Linked DNA regions of Homo sapiens: region 1 is linked to region 2. Evidence: chromatin contacts called from ENCODE Hi-C or POLR2A ChIA-PET data. All regions are on one chromosome and are shown on one strand. Each heading gives the region's core, a stretch centred on a gene start or an enhancer-like site at or near the end of the contact. The rest is flanking DNA. Distances are from core to core; before and after follow the strand shown. Region 1 overlaps PIWIL4 (piwi like RNA-mediated gene silencing 4). Region 2 overlaps MRE11 (MRE11 double strand break repair nuclease).

Region 1 (4,180 bases), core at 340-2,839, 130 kb after region 2:
AGATGCTTCCACTCCCAGAAAGCACATGTATTCTGTTCGGATGTGCAGTGCCTGCATCTGTGTTTTAAGACTGAATAGCAAACTGTGTTAAACAGTTATAACAAAAGTTGGCCATCTTCACACTGTCTTTATTTAGCTGCTCTCTGAATAAATTTGTTCAATCCTTTCATGATCATTATTTTTCTCAGTGTCAACCTGTGTCTGCTGCTGACTGGTCCAAGGATATTCGAACTTGCAAGATTTTAAATGCACAGTCTTTGAATACCTGGTTGATTTTATGTAGCGACAGAACTGAATATGTTGCCGAGAGCTTTCTGAACTGCTTGAGAAGAGTTGCAGGTTCCATGGGATTTAATGTGGACTACCCCAAAATGTGAGAATACATTGAATTTTGTTCATATATTAATTTGGTTTGGTTAGAAGGTAGGGAATAATGGCAGATGTATCAACAAAAGCTTCTTTATCCCAGTAGTTTCCTAATGTAAAGTGCCAAGAAAGTAGTCATAAGTAGATAGATTTTGTAATGACTAAACTTTTATAAAGTTAGAATATATTTTATGTTGGCCTTTGTAAAACTTGTACCCAGTTCTTAAGCAGTAGTGTCATTACCTGAAAATCTTTCCAGTACCAGTTGGGATATAAATCTTTAATAAGTCCATATATTGTCTTCTCAACTGTTTTTCCTTCTTTCAGATCAGTTTTTCATATCAGTTATTTACTTAATAGGAAATGGATATTAAAAAACAGAAGTTGCATGTCCTGACTTTTACTTGATTTTATGCTTTAAAATTTAATATGAAAATAGATCTCAAATAAGCTTTTCTGATTCTGTTACTGTAGCATACTATTAGTCATTCAGAGAGTTTTCTGATAAGACTAAGGTCAACCATTTATTCTTAGAATGTTTATTGAGTACTAATATGTGTAGATACTATGCCAGTTGCTGGGAATGAGAAAGATAAATAAATAGTTTTTCATTGAGTAAGAGATACATATACAATCACACTGAAAATAAATACTGTTTTGCTTTAGAAAAGCCATAAAGTTGGTCATGCCTCATTTTACTGAAACTGATATGCTTAGAAAAGAGGAACAGATACTTTTCTTTGTTATAATGGAGTTATTCTTTAAACACATAGTTACTAATTAATTGCATCAGCAGCACAAGTATTAATCCCAAAGTCTCATTTAACACCATTGTTTAGAACTCTCCTCTTATCAAATCTGTTAATAAATAGCCTGGATTGAGTTTCACCCGCTCTACTTTCTCTAAACCCATGAGCTAATAAAGCAGGAAATGATTATGAAAGAAGCCACAGTCCGCAGATCCTGGGCTGACATCACAGGCTCTTTCTCATGTGAATTCTGGAACAAGCCCATTGCTATGTTCTGTCCTTGGCCTGTTTTATTTGAAAGCTCGTATTTTATTTCAACCTTCTTTTTTCCATGAAGTATCCATTTACCTGTTAGATTTATATGCATAGCTTCTGTCTTCTAAAACATTCACCTGATGATTTTAGGAGTGGACTGTAAGTGCAGCAGAGTCAGAGTGCGAGAGTTTGAATTGGATGAGTCAGGACCATCTAGTTGCTGAGACGGTTCGGCCAGCCAGTCACATAGGTCTGTTAGTATCTGCAGTCATGGGGTTGATGGTCCTGTCACCTGCTGGGCGAGTTTTAAAAAGCCGCTGGGCATTGGGACAGTTCACTTATATACACATAAAAGAGGCTGATTCTACATAAAGAAACTAGTTTTACAAATTCCTATGTGTGTGAGAATTACTTTTGGAGCTGCTGGCCCCTAACATAATGTAAGCACAGAACAGATAATTGTTAAGTACTTGTGCGCTGATTAAGGCTAGACATTCCAGGCTCCAGACAAGCAACCACTAAGGAAAATAAAGATATTTTTGTCTAAATCATGCAAATTAGCTGAATATCTTGGTCTCATTAACCTGATGTTTTCTGAAACATTCATTTTTAGATTCCTATAGCAATTCACTCTTACAGAAATCTTAATCCTGGTTGAGCTTGAACACTCTTTCAGACATTTGATACTGTGAGACTTGGGATTTCAAAAGTTCACTTTCAACCCCATTTTGAACAACAGAATTATTGATTATAGGGATTCTGGACAATTGAGAAGATCTGATTTTCTACCAAACCATTTTTTACACTGTAAAAATTATTGCGAAATGTTTTTGTCATATTTTGTAGTTTAAGAAACAATTTTAGACTCAAAAGGTTATTTTCTCTAATAATTTTTCCTAAAACTACTAGTTTGTTATGAAAATTTATTTGTATTATTTCTAATGCCATATAAGTATGTGCTACTAAGAAGGAAGTTACATAGCTTCAAAATTAATCTTTTTATGTAGCATAAAAGTACAAGAAAATCCAGCTGCATTTGTTAGAGCTATACAGCAATATGTTGATCCTGATGTTCAGCTGGTAAGTACAGGATACTTTTTGAACTCCTTTAATCTATAATTTTAGTTCTGCTTTATATCTACAGTCTGAACATACCCTCCCATGATATATTTGCAAATTGCCATGCATTTCTCCAAAGCACCGAAGAAAATATTAATCTTAGTATTTTAATCAATATTTTATTTCCTTTCCACATTTCTAATATTAATTTTAAAATACAGTACTTCTTGTTACCCCTATAACAGCCATTGGTGTCTGCATATTTTGCAACTCATTGGGGTCATCTTTTCCTTAAGATTTAAGATAAACTGACTCCCACCTCATCACATAAATGTTGGTATCCAGTGTTCCCTATATTTCAGGGGATTCTTGGAGGGTTAGGTTTTTCCAAGTGACCTATGGCCCCAAATTCCTGCTTCCTGTGAATTCTTGCCACCTTCTGTGCATTTCAGAGAGGACCACTTCCTCCGGTGCTGCATCACCTGGTGGGACATCCACAGTTGCCTCATTTCCCAAAGGGCATGTGTGTGTAGCTGACTTTGCAGACTGTTTGGGGCCAAGGCATGATTACATCACATCCCAACATTCCAGAAAAATTAGAATTGACATCCCTGTTCTTAAAAATCTTTCAACGATTCCTATTTCCCAGGAATGTTTACTCTTCTACCAGACCTCAGCACCCCCAGGCTATTGTAGGGCTTTTCCTGTCCATTCCATCTACCCTTCTTACCTCCCTCGCTCACTCAGTTCAACATCCAACATTCTTGTTGTTATGTCATGCAAACTAACTGAACTAGCTAAGTGCTATCTCTTTGCTTTTCTTTTAGTGAGTTTCTCTTTTACTCTAAAGGATCTTATATGAAACAGAGAATTCTCACCCTAAGAGCATTTATTTTTTACTTAAATCAAACTTATAGAAAAGTGACAAGAACAGTACAAACAACTCTCTCATATACCCTTCACCCAGAATCCCAAATTATTGACCTTTTACCATATTTGCTTTATTATTTTCTATCTTTTTTGCTGAACTATTTGAGCATAAGTTACAGGCATGATGCCCCAGTGCCCTTGACTATTTCAGTGCATATTTTCTATAAACAAGGTCTCTATCTTACAGAAGCATATGACAATCATCAAAATTAAGAAACAGTTTTCTTCATTTGTCTCAATTGTCACCTCTGTAGGAAAAGGCTCTACTGTCCTGCACTTAGTTGTCCAGTCTCTATAGTCTCTCCTTCAATCTGGAACAGCTCTTTAATTTTCCTTGACTCTGATGACCTTCCAATTTTGAAGAGTACAGACTAGTTATTTTGTATAACGTCCCTCGATTTGGGTTTGTCTGATGTCTCCTCATGATTAAATTCATGTTATGCACTTTTGGCAAGAGTAGCACAGCAATGATCCTATATTCTAAGTGCATCCTACCAGGTGTCACTCCACTGTATGGTGGATTATGGTGACATCTGCCCGATTTCTCCACTGTAAAGTTAAGCTTTATCAGTTGCATGTGTACATATGTAGATATTTTGAGACTATATAAATAATCCTGTTCCTCATCAAACTTTTACCCATTTGTCTTAGCATCTATTATAATTCTTGCCTGAATCCATCATTATTATGATGGTTAACAAATGATAGTATTCCATTCCATCAGTCCTTCTACAGTTATTAGGTGGCATAGGAAGAACTTTCTCTTCTCCCCATTTATTCGTTTGTTTCTTTATATCTGCATAGACTCATAGATTCCTATT
Region 2 (3,804 bases), core at 243-2,742:
GTATAAATATGTCCAGTAATTTCTTAACATTATCTTTTTACTAATAAATATAATGGGAGTAAAAACATCAATCTCACATAAGTGCTAAGAGTTTTCAATATCAAATATTAAATAAACAAGTGATATGCAAACTATGGTATTATACCTATATCAGTTATTATTTAAAGATACATGAAATGCAAGGTGATAGAAGACAAGAAGGAATAGTTTTCCCTAATATTAACTTACATCATTGGAGATTCAAGTAAAAGTGTTCACATAGTTTAACCAAGCATTCATTTAATCCAAACCAATATTCTTCCATTCACCCAACAAATACTGTTACCCAAACACTGTCTACTTTATGTCAGATGTCCCAGGCTTCTTCTAGATATGGAAGACACAGCAGTGAACAAAGTCCTTGTTCTAGTGTGGGAAACAAGCAATGCAGGTTGAGTCCCTAATCTGAAAATCCAAAATCCAAAATATTTTAAGTGCCAACATGGCACCACAAGTGGTAAATTCCACACATAAATACTTAACACAAACTTTGTTTCATGCACAAAATTATTTTAAAACATGTATAAAATTAACTTAAGGCCATGTGTATAAGGTATATATAAAATGTAAACAAATTTCATGTTTAGACTTGGGTTCCATCCCCAACATATGTGCAAATATTCCAAAATCCAAAAAATCCAAAATCTTAAACACTTCTGGTCCCAAGCATTTCAGATAAGGGATACTCAATCTCTAATACAAGATGTATATGCATGTGTGTAAGTATGCACATGTATAACTTGTCAGTTAGTGATAGGTGCTGTAAAGAAAAATAAAGGGAAAAGTGACATAGAAGTGCCATACTCCTCTCTACATACACAGGGTAGTCAGGAAGACCTCTCTGACTAGCATCAAATGAGCAGAGAACTGAGATGAAGCATCAGTACGCGGAGAGAGAAAGTCCTAAGCAGTAGAAGAGCAGATGGTGCTAAAGTGGGAATGTGTTCAGTGAATTCAAGGAACAGCAAGGAGAACAGAAGGGCTAAGCAGAATAAATGCAGGGAAGACAGAATATACAGGCTTGTGTATCCAGGAATGTTTTTATGTAAAAAACATACATCTAAGGTATGAGATTATCACAACTACTAAAGAAAAGCAGAATAATTCCCAAATACAACATGATGCCATTGTGCCTTCATTGAGTGCTGGTTCTTTCCCGGAAGAAGAAGGGAGGATGATGCTGGTAGGCTGACTGTAATTTGTGACCTAGAAGTGATCACAATATCCTTGTTGAAAGATTTTGCATGACCAAGTCATCTCCAAATTCAGATTCTTTCTTCTTTGAAACAAGAGAAAAAAACAGTTGATGTAGAGAAACAAATGGGAAATAAGGCAAAATGCAGAAGGCTCAAGATTCTCACCCAATCTGTGAAAACCTTCTTTGTTTTAAATATGAAAGCAGAAGTATCTTGAGAATGCACAGGGTGACAAATGAATCTAACAGCATTACCAAAGAACCACATAACCACAGTGAAGGGGGTGGGGAGAAAATGAGCTAAGTAAGTTTGAAAAATTAGGTTTCAACTAGATACAGAAAGGCTAAAGACTAAAATAACTTACACAAACATTGTAACCTAGTTGGGAAAGTTGTTTTGCACAGGGGTATGAGTTAGCAATTTTGAAATTACTTTATAATTTCAAATTATACCAGGATTGGAAATATAATTAAACCAAGATTGAAAAAATAAGTAAACATATATATTTATAATATGATCCAGGCTTCTGTTAGACAAAGAAGTCACAAGTAAGGAAAGGGAGAAGACAAAAATGGACCTTGTAGGGCTGGATTAGAATCAGTCTGAACTTATCATTGGTTTTTTAAGCACATATATAGACATGTATGTATGCATGGGTTACTATATACACATATATCTATTCCCATAACTCTGTTCATTCAGAGTGCTGAGCAAGCCCTGGTAGCAGTAAGCACACCTAGTACGCATTTGTGGATTTCTGAATACCACTCTCCAATAAAAAGAATCAGAGCACCTTGGAGAAATGGTTGATTCCAGGGCTAGGTAGGAAAATATCAGGTTGGTGCAAAAGTAATTGTGATTTTTGCCATTACAAGAGCCAAGAGCCTAGACCATCTTGAGGTGCCAAAAAGCTAACTAAGGTCATGACCTCAAAACAGATGGGAAGACATTGAAAGGACACAGAGGCCAACATAAAAGAGAATGCAATGGTCAAAGCTGCAACAATCAGAGGAACAGTAGCAACCAAAAAACTGATAGTACTGGATCTTCAAGTCCATAATGACATAAATAAGTAAGTAAATAGAGAAGAAGGGACAAATTTTCCTTACAGAAGAATTCCATTAATAAATATAGAAAGAATGAAGGAAATCAAAACTTACAATTAAAATACCACAGTATTAATTACTGGAAATAAGATCACCCATGGATGCTAAAATTAGCGAGTAAAAGTTTAAGGTGAAACAGGATATTTGCATAGTCTCAAAGTATTTTCCCAAAAATATTTATTAATTGAAAAGTAGAAAATGGGAACTTTACAGCAGAGAAAGCTGTTACACATTCCCTTAATCAAATGATGAGGGGGGCAATGAGAAAAATCAACATCATATGGTGACTACCCATTCCCCTTACCAATGCTGCTATTCTACCTTTCATTTGGCTTAAATTCTTAGAATTACTTATGAGTTTTCCTTTCAACTCATCATCCCTACTTTGGCATAGTACAAAAAAATGGTAGACCTGGGAAGCTCTATGGAAGAGAAGGAACAAATCCCAGTGGTGCAAAGTTATATGAAGACCACACACATATCTAAACTCTGGCCTGCCCCTCCTTTGAAACTCACAGTTTATTCAAGAACTCACACATAAGGTAACACAAGTCAGCCTCTTAAACCCTTTCTTTTACCGAGTATTTAACCTAAGTCTGCATTCACTGAATGCACAGAGTAGTCTGCATTCAATAAATGTGTTCAATAAATATAGCTGGCCCTCTGTATTGGCAGATTCGTGGATTCAACCAACTAAAGATCGAAATATTCAGGAAAAAAACAATAAAAAATAACAACGAAAAATATAAATTTTTAAAGCAATACAGTATAACAACTATTTAAACAGTATTTACATTGTATCAGGTATTACAAGTAATCTAGAGATGATTTAAAGTACATAGGAGGATATATGTAGGTTATATGCAAATGCTATACCATTTTATTCAAGGGATTTCAGCATCCCAGGATTTTAGGTCCTGGACCGAACACCCCCCGTGGATACCAAGGGACAACTGTAATAAATTATATAATCAGGCCCCAAATCCTTTGAGTTCTTCCCTGACAACTTCTCCGGTGTGTCCCTCCCATTTCTGTTTCATTGCCATCACTGTCACCACCTCACATTTTTACTGCAGTGATCAGATAATAAATCTTGCTTCTTCAAGTCTGTCTTCTTTTCAATCAATCCTATACCCTGCCAACAGATTAAATTTCTTAAAACTACTAACAAAAGAAAGGTAATCTAGCTATATTTGTATATCCTGGAAGAACACTTGCATATATGTAGCAGGAAACATGTCTAAGAATGTTCATAACAGCAAGGTTTATAAAAGCAAAAAACTCCTGTTCACTGACAGGAGGCAAAGCATAACTGTACACATCAGTAAAAATAAATTACACATCCAAGCATCAAAATGGATCTCAGTAATGTAATGCTGAACATAAGTTGGCTGTAAATATAGCATAATATGAGTATACATGTGATTAAACAGCAAAGAAAAGCAATGAAATAATTAATTCAA

Evidence for each region. Hi-C counts contacts between places; a loop is a spot of excess contacts on that map. ChIA-PET counts read pairs that join two places held with the same protein, here RNA polymerase II (POLR2A). Pooled maps may share reads with other maps.
Region 1: a map of GM12878 shows a loop between it and region 2 (8-fold over the local background). The contact joins two enhancer-like sites. A Hi-C loop is called at or near these places in 1 of 168 maps with a recorded cell type or tissue (GM12878), 5 of 37 single-sample maps with no recorded cell type and 5 of 50 pooled maps. POLR2A ChIA-PET finds 5 or more read pairs at or near these places in 1 of 52 experiments (HEK293).

What each region holds. Positions count from the first base shown.
Region 1 is chr11:94,601,607-94,605,786 of GRCh38, forward strand. PIWIL4 (piwi like RNA-mediated gene silencing 4) reads left to right here. Exons shown (of 20, transcript NM_152431.3): 12 at 189-373; 13 at 2,378-2,450. All of the region lies in intron 4 of PIWIL4-AS1 (PIWIL4 antisense RNA 1), which reads right to left. Among named protein-coding and RNA genes, the nearest start is that of LINC02700, 34 kb to the right of the region's middle. RefSeq lists an enhancer at 1,301-1,520. Within about 2 kb of position 1,590, at least 11 of the 41 ENCODE cell types and tissues checked have a DNase peak (open chromatin) inside an H3K27ac peak, as active enhancers do; they include GM12878, where a contact is called at or near this core.
Region 2 is chr11:94,472,144-94,475,947 of GRCh38, forward strand. All of the region lies in intron 7 of MRE11 (MRE11 double strand break repair nuclease), which reads right to left. Among named protein-coding and RNA genes, the nearest start is that of MIR548L, 7.5 kb to the left of the region's middle. Within about 2 kb of position 1,493, at least 4 of the 41 ENCODE cell types and tissues checked have a DNase peak (open chromatin) inside an H3K27ac peak, as active enhancers do; they include GM12878, where a contact is called at or near this core.